Regions from separate parts of the Homo sapiens genome. Here region 2 is linked to region 1. Evidence: chromatin contacts called from ENCODE Hi-C data. All regions are on one chromosome and are shown on one strand. The core of a region is the stretch at or near the end of the contact, and the rest is flanking DNA. Distances in the headings are between cores, read along the strand shown. Region 1 holds the start of PARP1 (poly(ADP-ribose) polymerase 1). Region 2 holds the start of GALNT2 (polypeptide N-acetylgalactosaminyltransferase 2).

Region 1 (3,311 bases), core at 30-2,529:
CCACTCGGTAAATGTCGCCCTCCCTTGTACTAAGTACTGAAAATCCACTGAGGGATATCTGGTCATTCCTAAAACACATTACAGCTCATGGAAGGGAGGAAAATCAAGCTACCTTGACCATGAGCACTAAGCTTGGGTAATATGTTGGAAGCGAGGAGGAACAGGGCAGATGAGAACCAGAATTATTAATACAAAGGTAGACATCGGCAAACTGGAAGCTGGAGGCAGGAGCCCCTGGGAAATGACAGGGGCCTTCAAGCCCACCACCTCACAGAAGGCTCAGGAAACCTCAGAAGGGGATTCAATCTATCAAAAAGCCCACATGAGAAACCCCCCTGGAGCCACTCTTACTCAAACCAGACAGCTGCAAATGCACCAAGAGAACGCGTCTGTGAATCTGGAAAATTTGGGGAAAATGTTACTTTAAAGCACAAATTAGGCTCAAAGTGAATGTACTGTACAGAAATGACACCTTTCTGCATAGTTCTGCCTAATTAAAATAAAAAATGAGAGTGAGCGTTTAAATGACGTGTTGAAATGACTGCCAAAAATAGGTTTAACAAAAAAAAAAAAAACCCACATGTCAGTCGCCACCATCCATGTAGAACAAAAACCCTCCAGAACAAGATAGGTCAAAATCAGATTAGCTTAAAGAGACCATGTACAATTCCCCCCCAACCCCTGAGGCGAACGGCAGTAATAAAACACCGCCACCCAGAAAGGAGAAGAGAAGAGGCTCCTCGTTTTCACAAAGCGAAAGGCAACACCAGCTGCAGACTTTATTTCCCGGGCTTTTCCTGCAACATCAGCAAAACCTTCCGGAAGGGTCGGCCGGGCCGCTCGGGAGGAGGGGCGGCCGCGGCCCCATAGGCCCCAAGTGCCGCTCCGAGGGCCCGGGCCCGCTCGCTCCCTGGGCCCGCCCTCCCCCAGCCTTCCCGGACACAGTTAACCCGGGGCGCCGCGTCCCCGCCCCGCCGCCCGCACAGCGGCCCGCACCTGCACCATGATGGCCATCCGGAGCGAGTCCTTGGGGATGCTCTCGCTGCATTTCTTGCAAGAGGCGCGCCCGCTCTTGGCGTACTCGACTCGATAGAGCTTATCCGAAGACTCCGCCATCCTCCCCTAGCTGCCGCCAAAGCTCCGGAAGCCCGACGCCACGACCTAGAAACACGCTGCCGCCTCGCCGCCTCGCGTGCGCTCACCCAGCCGCAGGCGCCTGAGCGGCCAGAGCCGCCACCGAACACGCCGCACCGGCCACCGCCGTTCCCTGATAGATTGCTGATGCCTGGCCGCGGGAACGCCCACGGAACCCGCGTCCACGGGGCGGGGCCGGCGGCGCGCGCGCCCCCTGCCGGCCGGGGGGCGGAGTTTCCCGGGCGCCTGCCGGGTGGAGCTCTGCGGGCCGCTGCCCTGGGGGCCGAGGCGGGGCTTGGGCTGAGCTAGTAGCTCTTTGGAGGACCCGGCGCCACCCCTTTGATTGTTCTGTCCCAGGAAGTCTTACTTGATTTCACAACTAATTTTACCCCCAACCCCTCCCCCTTTTATTTTTGAGACTGAGTCTCACCGCGCTGGAGTGCAGTGCCGCCATCATGGCTCACTGCAGTCTGGAACTCCTGAGCCCAGCGATCCTCCCACCTCAGCCTCCCGAGTAGCTGGGACTACAGGCGCTCACCACAACTGGCTAATTAAAAAAAAATTTTTTTTAGGGACAGGGTCTCGCCAAGTTGGCTAGACTGGTCTCAAACTCCTGCTACAAGTGATCTTCACGCCTCAGCCTCCCGAAGTGCTGGGATCAGGGGCATGAGCTACCACGCCGGCCCCAAACTCTTAAGTGTGTCCTCTCTCCCCTGAGGGCAGCTGGGTCCGGGAAGCGCAGGCCCCCGCCTCGGGAATATAGTTGATTGGCCCGAGGTGGACCCTGCAGTGCTAGGTCCACCCTCCTGGCTTGGACGGGCGTTCTAACCTGCCGTCCACAGACCGTCGGGACAAAATACCAACTGAAACCTAGCATTTCCTTTATTATGAATTTGACTACAAATACCAGGAGTATTAGCAGTACCTGTGACTTTGTGGGCAATAGTCATCACAGACGTTTTCATGTTACTTTACAGTTGTTGGTGATAACTCGAAATATTATTAAGCTCATCACTACTCGAAATTGTGGTAATGACTGCACCTGTTGCTATCAGATATTTTGTGTGTGTGTGTGTGTGTGTGTGTAAAGAAAGAGATGGGGAATCTCTCCATGTTGCCCAGGCTGGTCTTGAACCCCTGGCCTCAAGCAATCCTCCCACCTCGACTTCCCAAATTGCTGGGATTACAGGCATGAGCCACTGCACCTGGCCTAGATCTTGTTGTTTAATATAGAACTATACTTCAAAATATAGTTTATTAAAATTGGTTTCTTTTCTAATCCTATGCATTTTTTTTTTTCATTTCAAAGATTGTAACATGAGTGTGCTTTATTTGAAAATATTCAATTCTGGTATAGAGGATAAGAAAAATAAGCAGATGAATAAAACTCATAAAAAGTGTTAACCATAGAGAAGAAGCTAGTGGCTTAAGAGACAAGGATGTTGAGTAAGCAAGAAGGTTGTGAGACATAGGCCGAATCCTAAAAGTTAGTAACCAGTTAGATACGTTGAAGGTAGGCTGGGCACAGTGGCTCATGCCTATAATCCTAGCACTTTGGGAGGCTGAGGTGGCCGGATCCCTTGAGCCCAGGAGTTCAAGACCAGCCTGGACAACATGGCAAAACCTTGTCTCTACAAAAATTAGCTGGGGGTGGTGGCAGGTGCCTGTAGTCCCATCTACTCGGGAGGCTGAAGTGGGAGGATCACCTGAGCCCTGAAGGTTGAGGCTGTGGTGAGCCATGATAGTGCCACTGGACTCTAGCCTGGGTGACAGTGTGACCCTGTCTCAAAAAAAAAAAAAAAAGATATTTTGAAGGTAAACAGAATAAGTGGAAAATATGATGGAACAAATAAAAGTTTTACTTAGAGAATGACCAAGTCAAAAGGCATGATCATGCCATCTCTGGGTTGACAACTATATCATCCCTAAATGGCCACTCATTGGTGATAAGATTATGGTCCCATCCTGGCACCCATATGCTCTGCCCCAAAAATGCAGCTAAAGTTCAGGTCTGTTCAGCAGGCTGATTGGTGAGCTGCAGCTGTGGCTGAGTGTGCTTGCACTTGTGTCTCTCTGATAGTGCAGTGTGAGTTGCTCCAGGTACCCTCTGTTGAGCCGCCTTGAGCATCCTCAACTCTGTCAGTGGGACAGGCTGATGCGGCAGAGAGAGGGAAAAC
Region 2 (3,202 bases), core at 644-3,143, 3.7 Mb after region 1:
GAATTTGCTCAACCCTTGTTGCATTTCTTCCTAATTTTTGTCTAGTCTGTCTTCAGTTCTTGAAATTTCTTATCCTAGATATGTGTGTGTGTGTGTATGTGTATACAAATACGTGACACTTTGTTCAGTTTGACATGTGGTATTACAATTTTCTTATGCTTCATGGTTTTTATTGTGGGGGTTTTCATCAGCGAAAATGTTATGATTTATTTTTTATCATCAGAAATGTGATTTCTGTTTTCTTTTTGCAGAATCTTTAAATGCAGTTGATTTGATGTTTTTCTGTTACTAGGCATTTTGAGGCAGGGTTCCCGGTTCAAGAGTGTTTTCTTTTATCTGTGTACTGAAATGCAGTTTTTAATAGATAATGTTGGTGTTTGGGGAGGGGACTGGCTGTCTTCTCTTTCATTTCTGCAGGATTTGTAATTTTCCCTTCTGACTTCCTTCTTTCCCTTCATTGTCAGGCCTCTGAAGGACATTATCTTCTTTTCGTATTTATCTGACTTTTTCCCAGAAACAAGGCTCCTTCAAGCCTCTCACCTCTTGTCCCATTTTCTTTCAAATCTCTTCCCTTGATCAATAAGGCACCTGACCTCTGTTCAGTTTTTAGTTCTTGGTGTTGGACTTTCTATTTATAAAGAGGTGACAACCCTGTACTTCACTTAAGTCCTTGGCAATAGTGGAGGGAGCTCAGTTGGAATTTGGTATCTTTTCTTTCTTCTACTTAAGTAATTTAATGTTCAGTTCATGGCATTCTCTCTAAGTAATGCTGAAGGCTTGTTTTTGTTTCGTTGAGGATATGGGTACGGACTTATATCAGGCAGCTGCCATTATCCTCTGACCGAGAAGCTCCTGAAAACATTTAATATATCAAGTTCTAAGTAAAATTTCTGTCTTTCTTAGGAACACTGGAAGCTTTGCGTGTTGCAAGGGCATCACCAAGGTTACATAGATTATGTTACAAGACAGATCGTTTTCTTGTATCGTTAAAGATGCTTAATGTGCTTTTTAAAGAACGCAACGAATGAGAAAGAAAAGATTTTAAACAATATATTATTGCTTTCCTTCTTCCTCATTTTGTGTTTATTGAAAAGAACAACTCTACCATTGATAGCTCTGTCACCCACAGAAAAATGTTCTTTTGAAAATTACCTTCTCAGTTCCTACCAACTCAAAACCTCCACATCTGCCTATATAGATAAATAAAATCGATACCAGCGGGTCAGGAATGTTTTGCTGCAAGATTAGTGAGAAAACTGCAGCAAGCAGCAGCAAAGTCGGGTTCAAGCGGGCGGTTTGCACCAAAAACTCAGGTCAGTTGGCCAATAAGAGCAAGCCCGTTAAGGGTCTGAGGTGGCCCCAAAGACCAAGGCTGAAGAGGTGACAGTCTGGGCAGGAAGCACCGAGGCCACTACCGCCCCCGTAATCGAGAGGCCCCGTGTGCGTGAGCAAGGCTCTTTGCCCACGTGTGCGCGCGCTCCAGTCGGGTCCCGGGGCAGCCACCTGTCACTCACGGGGGAGGGGGCGGCCGGCGGGGGGAGCACGCTGAGGGGCGGGCGGCCGGGGGCGGGGCGGCGCCCAGGCCCTCACGGCGGAGCCCGGCGTGCTGCAGCCATGGAGACGCGGCAGTCCCCTCCCGCGGCCCGCGCCCCGGCCCCCGCAGCCGCCGCCGATTGGTCGCCCTTTGCTCCCTGACCCCCCTCGCCGCCTCCGAGGCCGCTGCTTCCTGCTCTGGTGCCGCGCGGCGCCGCCGGCCCGGGGCGGAGCTCGGGCGCCGAGTGCGCGCCGCCGCCGAGCAGTAGCACCGCGCGGGAGGAGGAGCCGCCGCCGCGCCCTTCCCCTTCCTCCGCTCCTCCCCCGGCCCCCACCGCGCCCGCGGCCGGCCCAGGCAGCACTCGCGAGCAGCGGCGGCCCCGCCGGCGGCCGAGTTGGGAGAATGCGGCGGCGCTCGCGGATGCTGCTCTGCTTCGCCTTCCTGTGGGTGCTGGGCATCGCCTACTACATGTACTCGGGGGGCGGCTCTGCGCTGGCCGGGGGCGCGGGCGGCGGCGCCGGCAGGAAGGTGAGTGGAGCGCCCTGCCGCGGCCGGGCCCCTGCGCCCACCCCCCACCCTGCGCCCCTGTCCCCTGCCCTCTCCGCGCCGCCCCTGCGCTCCTCCGCCCGGACCTCCGCTCGCGTCGCCCGCCCTCGTCCCGGGCCTCCGCGCCGAGTGCCCAGGGCAGGGGTGCACCCGGCCCCTCTGCGCACGCCGGGCTCCGAAAGGGCGGCCCCCGCAGCCTTTCTCTGCCCCCTCTCGTGGACGTCGCCCCTCTCTCTGCTCGTCGTAATTCGAGTCTTGTCCGGCCGCCGGGAGCCCCATCCCCTGCGGTTGGAAGTTTAGGGATGGGGGTGTTGGGAAACACAAAGGGGGTGGGGAGGAGAGGAGAGAGAGGCGACCGCTTTTCCAACGCGTCATGTACAGCAGGAGAGAGGAGTCCAAGTTTCTTTTCAGCCCTTTGATACCAGCGGCTGCAAATCCTCGTCCCTTTCCCCCTGTCACTCCGCGGGGCGTGGGTTCCGTGTTTCTGCCACCTTCTTTGCCCTTTACCTTTGGGGGGCAGGGGCGGCCGCTCCCGTGCCAAGTAAAGCCCCAGGGCCCGTGCGAGCCAGGGGCCAGTGCGCCCCTGCGCCCCGAGCGAGGCCAGTCCCGGCCGTTCCCTTGCGGCCCCAGCGTTACCCTCTGCCCAACCCGGCCCCCGGCCCTCCCGCGCGAGCCGGACGTGGCCTCCTGCGCTTGCATTTTCCATCCCCACTCCCCGCTTCAGGGAGAATCCCTCTTCTGTGGCTGTGTTTTTAACATGCTCCAGGGGCCGAGTGATCTGGCTGTGGGGACCGTGTGAGCCGCTCTGCGGTTCCGCGTCCTCGTGCCGCCGCTCCGGACGGCCGGGCCCTGGGCATTCGGGAGGATGGTGAGCGCCGAGAGGAGCCGGGACAGCGCGGTCCTGCGGCCGAGCGCCGGCCGGGAGAGCAGGGCGTCGGGCTGTGTGCTGGAGCATGCCGGCAGGGGACGTTTGTAGTGTTTTACTGGCTCCTCGGCTTTGAAAGCAGCGTTATCTTTTCCGAATTCCTGTAACCCTCGTTACTGTGACATTTAGTGTCACCGCAAACCCAGAAAATTCTGAGTTAATGGAGATGGACTACGGGTGGTTGGGTTGGAACAAGA

Evidence for each region. Hi-C counts contacts between places; a loop is a spot of excess contacts on that map. Pooled maps may share reads with other maps.
Region 2: a map of CD8-positive, alpha-beta T cell shows a loop between it and region 1 (15-fold over the local background). The contact joins the promoter of GALNT2 here to the promoter of PARP1 in region 1. A Hi-C loop is called at or near these places in 2 of 168 maps with a recorded cell type or tissue (CD8-positive, alpha-beta T cell and naive thymus-derived CD4-positive, alpha-beta T cell) and 6 of 50 pooled maps.

The regions. Positions count from the first base shown.
Region 1 is chr1:226,406,814-226,410,124 of GRCh38, forward strand. It overlaps PARP1 (poly(ADP-ribose) polymerase 1), which reads right to left and starts at 1,280. Exons shown (of 23, transcript NM_001618.4): 1 at 997-1,280. The coding sequence starts at 1,116. RefSeq lists silencers at 855-954, 1,205-1,464, enhancers at 1,495-1,624, 1,803-1,947 and a cis regulatory region at 1,875.
Region 2 is chr1:230,065,345-230,068,546 of GRCh38, forward strand. GALNT2 (polypeptide N-acetylgalactosaminyltransferase 2) reads left to right here and starts at 1,894. Exons shown (of 16, transcript NM_004481.5): 1 at 1,894-2,062. The coding sequence starts at 1,937. RefSeq lists an enhancer at 1,110-1,269 and silencers at 1,400-2,209, 2,650-2,709.